Linked DNA regions of Homo sapiens: region 1 is linked to region 2. Evidence: chromatin contacts called from ENCODE Hi-C or POLR2A ChIA-PET data. All regions are on one chromosome and are shown on one strand. The core of a region is the stretch at or near the end of the contact, and the rest is flanking DNA. Distances in the headings are between cores, read along the strand shown.

Region 1 (4,145 bases), core at 871-3,370, 4.2 Mb before region 2:
ATAGCAGCTACTAGGGAAGCTAAGGGAAGAGAATGGCTTGAATCCACGAGGCAGAGGTTGCAGTGAGCCGAGATCGCGCCATTGCACTCCAGCCTGGGTGACAAGAGTGAAAACTCCTTCTCGAAATAAATAAATAAATAAATAAATAATCTAGAAAAATGTTCCCAGGAGCTGGGGATGGGGGATTGGGGGTGTTCTGTATCATGACTGTGGTTGTGGTTGCATGATCATAAATTTTGTTAAATGAATTGAACACTTAAAATGGGTGAATTTTATCATATGTAAATTGTACCTCAATAAAATTTACTTAAAAAAAAAAAAAAAAGGAAGACACCAGCTGGGTGCAGTGGCTCATGTCTGTAATCCCAGCACTTTGGAAGACCGAGGGATCACCTGAGCGCTCACTTGAGCTCAGGAGTTCAAGACCAGCCTGGCCAACATGGTGAAAACCCTGTCTCTACTAAAAATACAAAAATTAGCCTGGCATGGTGGCGTGCGCCTGTAATCCCAGCTACTTAGGAGGCTGAGGCAGGAGAATAGCTTGAACCCGGGAGATGGAGTTTGCAGTGAGCCAAAATTGCACCACCGCACTCCAGCCTGGGCGACAGAGTGAGACTCAGTCTCAAAAAAAAAACAAAAACAAAACAAACCCAAAAACAGTCAAGAGACCCTAGATATTGGGGAGGTAGATAATTATTTATGGTGTTTACTTTTTGCTGTGAGAATGACTTTTAGGTTATAAATTTTACAAAAACAGTTCGGAGCTGGTCTCGTCAACTGGCTTTAGAAATACCATCTTTGGTGTGCATGTAGTTGGGTGTAATTGAGGCTGTAAATAAATGAGGAATAACTTAAAGTTGATGGGCGAAGGGGATAAGTTGCACTGGTAATGCCTTAGGTTTAGTGCAGGCCACTTTACTGGGCTTTGGTCGGGGGCAGGATGGTGAGACAGCTGAGGGGGGTGGTGGCAAGGTGTTCCGGTCTTGTCCTATTTAAATGCCCTGGGTAGGGAAGACTTGGGTGCAGCACCACATACTTTTCCAGGGGCCTTATGAAATATTTTGAGTGAGTTTCTTAAGAAAATTCCTGTTCTTCTTGTCCCACATTTGTACCCCTTTCCCCAAGAAAAAAAGAAAAAAACAAAACAAAACACATTGAAGTCCCCAGGATATATTCTGACTTTGGATTTTTATCCTTGACTGTCTGTGGCACCCTTCCTGCGGGGAAGAGGAAAGAGTCACTTTTAAGAGAGAGAGAAAGAAAGAGAGGAGAGGAGAGGAGAGAAAGAAAGAGAGGAGAGGAGAGGAGAGGAGAGGAGAGAAACAAAGCAAGAAAAAGAAAGCAAGCAAGAAAGTAAGTGAGCAAGCAAGCAAGCAAGCAAGCAAACAGGCAAGAAAGAAAGATAGATAGAAAGATAGAAGGAAAAGGACGGTCATGGTGGCTCAAGCCTGTAATCCCAGCACTTTGGGACACGAGGCGGCCGGATCACTTGAGGTCAGGAGTTCGAGACCAGTCTGGCCAACATGGGGAAACCCTATTTCTACTAAATATAGAAAGTTAGCTGGGCATGGTGGGATTACAGGGCGCACGCCTGTAATCCCAGCTACTCAGGAAGCTGAAGCAGGAGAATGGCTTGAATTCGAGAGATGGAGGTTGCAGTGAGCCAAGATTGCGCCACTGCACTCCAGCCTGGGTGACAGAGTGAGACTCCATCACACACACACACACACACACACACACACACAAAAGAGACATACTCTTTCTAGCTTCAACTTGGATCTACTGCTACTGCCAGCATTCCCGAGTTAATCTTGGATCATTGACTGCTTTTGGGCTCTTTTGGCAACCCTAAACAAAAAAAGCAAGCAAGCAAACAAAAAACCCCAAAAAAATAAAATAAAAAAGTAAACAAATTTGTTGTCAAGAATTCAAGCAGTACCCAGATAATGTATGAAGGGAAAGCCATCCTCTCTGCCCATTTCAGTAATAACCCCTCCATAGGCCATCTGTGTTGCCAGTCTTTGCTGTAATCCTGTATGTCAGTTACAGAACTTCATGTGTATACGTATACACAATGAGTCATAAAACCCACAACCACCTGGATCTGCTCTGTTTCAGACTTGCTTGTTTCAAAATCTACTCAGTGCATTTGCATTTTTCTTGCATCTTCTTCCTCATATGTAGCTCAGCAGCCTGTGACAGCTTCCAACAACTAGAGTTTGAATTCTCATAGAGACATAGTGAAAATTTCTGAAAGCCAGCCAGGCAGCTGTGCAATTGTCCTTAAGTATTTTGTAGCTTTTACACCATTAACGAAACTGAAAGTGCAGGGTAGAGTGCTCAGTGCCAGCCAAAATATAAGATACCCTAGTGATTTTACTGGGTGCTGATCTTTTAGCCTCTGTCTTGGCCCTTCAGAGTGTAGTTTGGCTCTTAAAGTGAGGCCACCTAGGTTGGAATTCTCACATTACCAATTTCAGTGTGACTGTGGCAAGTGGTAAGTGGCTTAACCTGTCTTTGCTTCACTTTCCTTATGTGCAAAATAGAGATAGAGTCACGCTGACCTTATAGCACTTTTTTTTTTTTTTGACAGAGTCTCACTCTGTTGCCCAGGCTGGAATGCAGTGGCTTGATCTCAGCTCACTACAACCTGCATCTCCTGGGCTTAAGTGATTCTCGTGCCTCAGCTTCCTGAGTAGCTGGGGCTATAGGCATGCACTACCATGCCTGGCTAATTTTTGTATATTTTTAGTAGAGATGGGGGTTTCACCATGTTGGCCAGGCTGGTCTCGAACTCCTGACCTCAGCTAATCTGCCTGCTTCGGCCTCCCAAAATGTTGGGTTTACAGGCGTGAGCCACTGTGCCTGGCCGAGGCTTCTTATAAGAATGAAAAGACACAATGATGTAAAGCACATAGTAGGTACTTAGCAGATATTAGCTATGAAGAATATTGTCATTATGGTAAATTATTACCACTTTTATTTAATAATTTCATCTTATAAATAAATCATCAGTTGGTCAGTTTTTTCTTTTTTTTAAAGACCCAACAACGGAGCCATCTGTATTCTATTGTAGAGATATAAAGCATTCTTCCGTGTAATGAGAATGTAACTCTCAATGAATCCTATTAGGAAGAAAAAAGCCTTCTGTATGGTTGGCATTCCTTCTTTCACCTTTGATGTGATTGTATCAATAAAAAGCAGAAACATAGGTGGGTGAATACATTTGTTGTTGCTCACATAACATTAAGAGCTGACTTGGTTTCTAGAGAACTATGAAAAATAATATTGAAATGAAGAGTTTTTTTTTTGTATTTGTAAATACAATGGAAATACCTTGTGTTTGAATTCTTCAGTTAAACCCTTAAAGAGTCTGTTTGATAACATTTATGGTCTGATTAGTAAGAGGGTACATCGTAGAGTGATTGGAAATTCAGAAAATCAAGGAAGAAAATTAAAATTCTGTCAAATCCCAAAGGCGTGGCTTTTAACATTTTGGCATATTTTCAATACATTTTATGTATTTAAAACAATTTGGGATTATATGCCTTTTCAACCTTATAGGCCTATATTTTTCATTTACTAACTTGCTCTGTCATTAAATGTTCTTTTACAATATGCCTTTTCAACCGTATAGGCCTGTATTTTTCATTTACTAACTTGCTCTGTCATTAAATGTTCTTTTACAACACGATTTTTTTTTTTCCAGATGGAGTTAGCGCTTGTCACCCAGGCTGGAGTGCAGTGGCGTGATCTTGGCTCACTGCAACCTCTGCCTTCCGGGTTCAAGCAATTCTCCTGCCTCAGTCTCCCAAGAAGCTGCGATTACAGGTGCTCACCACTATGCCTGGCTAATTTCTGCAGTTTTAGTAAAGACGGGGTTTCACCATGTTGGCCGGGCTGGTCTCGAACTCCTGGCCTCAGGTGATCCGCCCGCCTCAGCTGATCAGCCTCCTAAAGTGCTGGGATTACAGGCATGAGCCAGCGCACTGGGTCTTTTGCAACATGATTTTATTTTATTTTATTTTATTTTTTGGAGATAGAGTCTCACTCTGTCACCCAGGCTGGAGTGTAGTGGTGTGATCTTGGCTCACTGCAACCTCTCCCTCCTGGGTTCAAGCGATTCTCCTGCCTCAGCCTCCCGA
Region 2 (4,097 bases), core at 1,322-3,821:
GAGGACGGCAGGGCGCGGTGGCTCACGCCTGTAATCCCAGCACTTTGGGAGGGCGAGGCAGGCGGATCACAAGGTCAGGAAATGGAGACCATCCTGGCTAACATGGTGAAACCCTGTCTCTACTAAAAAATACAAAAAAATTAGCAGGGCGTGGTGGCGGGCGCCTGTAGTCCCAGCTACTCGGGTGGCTGAGGCAGGAGAATGGCGTGAACCCGGGAGGCGGAGCTTGCAATGAGCCGATATCGCACCACTGCACTCCAGCCTGGGTGACAGAGCGAGACTCCGTCTCAAAAAAAAAAAAAAAAACAAAAAAAAAAAACCGTGAGGACTTAAAAGGAGAAAGAAAATACAATAAAAATTAAATAAAAAGAATGATGACTTGATGCCCAAAGCATGTACAGTCTTAGAAACTTTATAGGAAGGGGAATGACAGGATTCAATGAATGTCTTAGGACATAAAAAAAGCGGGGGGCGACAGTGAGGAAAATGGATGGGATAGGAAGAGACAAGAGACAAACACCAGTGAGAAGACTACTCAATGCGACATAGATCATATTAAAAGATAAAGGCCAGAAACACAGCAGATGAGATGGAGATGAGCAGAGATTCAAAGGAGCTACACTAAACACTCATCTATTTTATTCAAATTTAACCTTATATCAAAGCAGGAAGTTTCCTTCAATATGGCCTATAAACTTAAACCAATGAAAAAAACAGTCCCCTAATCACTGTGGACCTTATTCTTCAACTACACACATTACACAGCTCTTACCAAACAGGAGTGCAGCTAGGATATGCCTGTCTCCTCCAACAGACTGAACAGCAGGTCTTCAAAGGCAGGGAGTGTGTCATATCCATTATTCAACACTCAATCTTTGCGAATGAATAAATGAACAAGTAGAAGGCTTTATGACTGAGGATTTGAAAACTGGATGGGCTTTAGGTCTAAAAGGGTGATTTCGGGCAAGCGCAATGGTATGAGCAAGTAGGAATGGTAAATGTGGGGAACACAGACACTATTCTAAAATAAGGAGGAAGATGTTGGTCCCCTGGTCCAGCCTTGGACAGGCCATGCCGTTTTCCTGTCTAATAGTCTCTCCCTCATCCACCTTTCCTCATTTCTTATGGCTCATTCCCTCACTTCTTACATATCTCTGCTCAAATATCATCTCACCAGAGGCCTTCCCTGAACAACCTATCCAAAATTTCACAGCACATTCCTTATACCCTCTCAAGGCCTTTGTTCTGTTGTTTTTCTTCTTAGATTATTGAAGAGATCCTCTAATGATTTTTATTCCTCTGTACCTAAAATAGAATTGGCTTAATTTCCAAGTGAAGTTCATTTGTCAGTTATTGTGACCAGAACCTACTAAAATCCACAGCACACTGAGTTTTTCTTTAATTTTAAATTAAATTCACTGTAAAAATTTTAAGTTCCATCACTTTTAAATCCTGTCACTTAAGTTCTTTCCAATAAAACCTGGATGCCACAAAGAATATGAATTTCTTGCGGGAAACATTCCGGACAAGGTCAGGAAATAATTTTATATTCCTTAATGTGGAAGATTCTAGGAATGGGAGCAATAATCCATAAAGAAAACCATTGAGATTAAGTAATTTCGAGGAACTAGAGCAATTAAGTACCAAATGCAAGATTTTAGGAGCACAGACTGTAGAGAGACAATAGGATTTTATGCCTTTTTAAATAAGTGGTTTACTTTGAGAGGCCAAGGCGGAAGGATCGCTTGGGCCCAGAAGTTCGAGATCAGCCTGGGCACCATAGCGAGACCCCCGCCCGTCTCTATCAAGAAAAAAAAAAGTGGTTTTTACAAAGTTAATTTCACAGGAGTCAATGACCAGAGGAAGCCACATGTGGTCAAAACAGCCCAGGTGAATCCCAGCCTCAGCCACGCGATATTATAGGCAGATGTGTGCTCCAGGGTGACTTTCTCTTGTCTGCTTTTCCCACGAAGAAGCGGAAAATTCTGCGAAGCGGCAAAATACATTTAAGCTTTTTGGGCCGGAGTTATTCTGAAGAGCAGGGCAAAGGCGGCCAGTGGCGACTTCAAATACTGCACTTGAGTAAAACAACTATTGGACCCGGGGCCCGAAGACTCATGTTAGCGACAGCCGAGACAGAGGATGGGGTAAAGAAATGCACGCCCAAATTCAAGTCGCCCTGGAGTCCCCACCCCGGGCCCCGCCGCCTCCGAGTTCAGGGTCCGCCCGGCCCCGCACGTCCCGCCGTCTCGTCGCTCGGGACATTGGCGCCCTACCTGCAGGCTTGTCTGCAGCCATCTTCCCGCTTCGACTCGGGTTCTTCCCTGCAGGTGGCGTGGCCCTGACTCCCGCCGCCGGGCTGGCCGCTGTCCTGGACCTCCGAGGACAACTCTGTGCCTACCCCGGCTCCGGGCCCCCAGGTTCCGGCTAGAGGAGTGGGCAGACGGCGGGCTGAGGAAGTGACGAGAGCTAGTTCCCGTCGTCTAGCAACAGCAACAGCTTCCCCACCAAGGGACCGCCACAGCCTCCCGCCATACACAGCTTCCGCCTCACGGCGTCCCGGTACCCACTACTTCCGGGGGCGGCAGCCTGCCGCGCCTGGAGCGCCGGCGTGGGAACTGCTACTGGCCCCGCCCCACGCCGACGTCCCCTCCGCGCCCCGCCTCCGGCCGGACGTACTCTGGCTGGAACCTCTGGATGTTCACAGGGCTGACGCGGTGGGACGTACGCGCGTCTGTCCTTTGCTTACTCTAATTAAAACACCGAGGTGTCAGAGCTTTTGTCCCTCAATGTTACATAATATTACAATAACCACATCTGACATTTATGTGCTAAGCACTGAGCCCTGCACTTGGTCTGTACTATCTCATTGATTTCTTGCAACCCCATGAGAGAGGCGCTGTTGAGGATTCCCGTTTAAAAAGAAACGCCTTTTATTTTAGAATAGTTGTAGTTGTGCAGAAAAGTTGCAAAGATGACACCTAGAGTTCCTGTCTCCTCACCTAGTTTCTCCTATTGTGAACATCTTAATTATTTTACTATGTTACGTTGATCACATCTAAGAAACCAGTTTGATTGGCGCACTATTACTCACTAAACTACACATTTTATTCACATTTACCAGCTTTCTTTCAATGTCCTTTTTTTGTTGTTGTTCCAGGATCCTGTCCAGGACACCATATTGCATTTATTCATTATGTCGTCTTAGGCTATTTTTGGCTGTGGCAGTTTCTCAGATTCTTCTTGTTTTTGATGACCTTGACAGTTTTGAAGAGTTACTCCTCAGATATTTGGTGGAATGTGCCTCAATTTGGGTTTGGCCAATATTTTTCTCATGGTTAGACTGGGGTTTTGGGTGTTTAGGAGGAAGACCACAAGGTGACTGGCTGTTCTCATCACATAGAATCAAGGGTACATGCTGTCAAAATGACATCACTGATCATGTTAACCTTGATTACCTCTCTAAGGTAGTGCTTGCCAGTTTTCTCTACTGTGCAATTACTCCTCCTACCCTTCCACACTACTTTGGAACCAAGTCAATAAATGCAACCCACACTCAAGGTGGGAAGGCGGGGTATTTAAGCTCTACCTCCTGCAGTGGGGAGTATGTACATAAATTATCTTCCCCAAGGGAAGTTTGCCTCTTCTCCCTCACTTAGCTATTTATATCAGTATGGACTCATGGATGTTTATCTTATAATGGTTACATTCCAATACTACATTATTTTGTTGCTAAAATTGTCCCAGCTTTGTTAATTGGGAGATTTTTCAGGTTTGTACCTGTTTTTTTCTTTTTTTTTAACTTTTGTTTTAAACTTTCTTTTAAAAAAGTATTTGTTTTTGGCCGGGCGTGGTGGCTCACACCTGCAATCCCAGCACTTTGGGAGGCCAAGGCAAGTGGATCACTTGAGGTCAGGAGTTTGTGACCAGCCTGGCCAACATGGTGAAACCCCGTCTCTACTAAAAATACAAAAATTAGCTGGGCGTGGTGGTGTGCACCTGTAATCCCAGCTACTTGGGAGGCTCAGGCAGGAGAATCCCTTGAATCCGGGAGGCGGAGATTGCAGTGAGCCAAGATTGCCCCACTGCACTCCAGC

What was found. A loop is a pair of places that touch in the nucleus more often than their neighbours do. ChIA-PET counts read pairs that join two places held with the same protein, here RNA polymerase II (POLR2A). Pooled maps may share reads with other maps.
Region 1: a map with no recorded cell type shows a loop between it and region 2 (20-fold over the local background). The contact joins the enhancer-like site here to the promoter of CNOT10 in region 2. A Hi-C loop is called at or near these places in 1 of 37 single-sample maps with no recorded cell type and 5 of 50 pooled maps. POLR2A ChIA-PET finds 5 or more read pairs at or near these places in 1 of 52 experiments (CD4-positive, alpha-beta T cell).

What each region holds. Positions count from the first base shown.
Region 1 is chr3:36,910,631-36,914,775 of GRCh38, reverse strand. The region is part of intron 1 of TRANK1 (tetratricopeptide repeat and ankyrin repeat containing 1); the gene reads left to right. Among named protein-coding and RNA genes, the nearest start is that of TRANK1, 32 kb to the left of the region's middle. RefSeq lists an enhancer at 2,200-2,249 and a silencer at 3,995-4,145. Within about 2 kb of position 2,120, at least 11 of the 41 ENCODE cell types and tissues checked have a DNase peak (open chromatin) inside an H3K27ac peak, as active enhancers do; they include CD4-positive, alpha-beta T cell, where a contact is called at or near this core.
Region 2 is chr3:32,683,662-32,687,758 of GRCh38, reverse strand. CNOT10 (CCR4-NOT transcription complex subunit 10) reads right to left here and starts at 2,571. Exons shown (of 19, transcript NM_015442.3): 1 at 2,277-2,571. The coding sequence starts at 2,298. RefSeq lists a silencer at 2,461-2,770.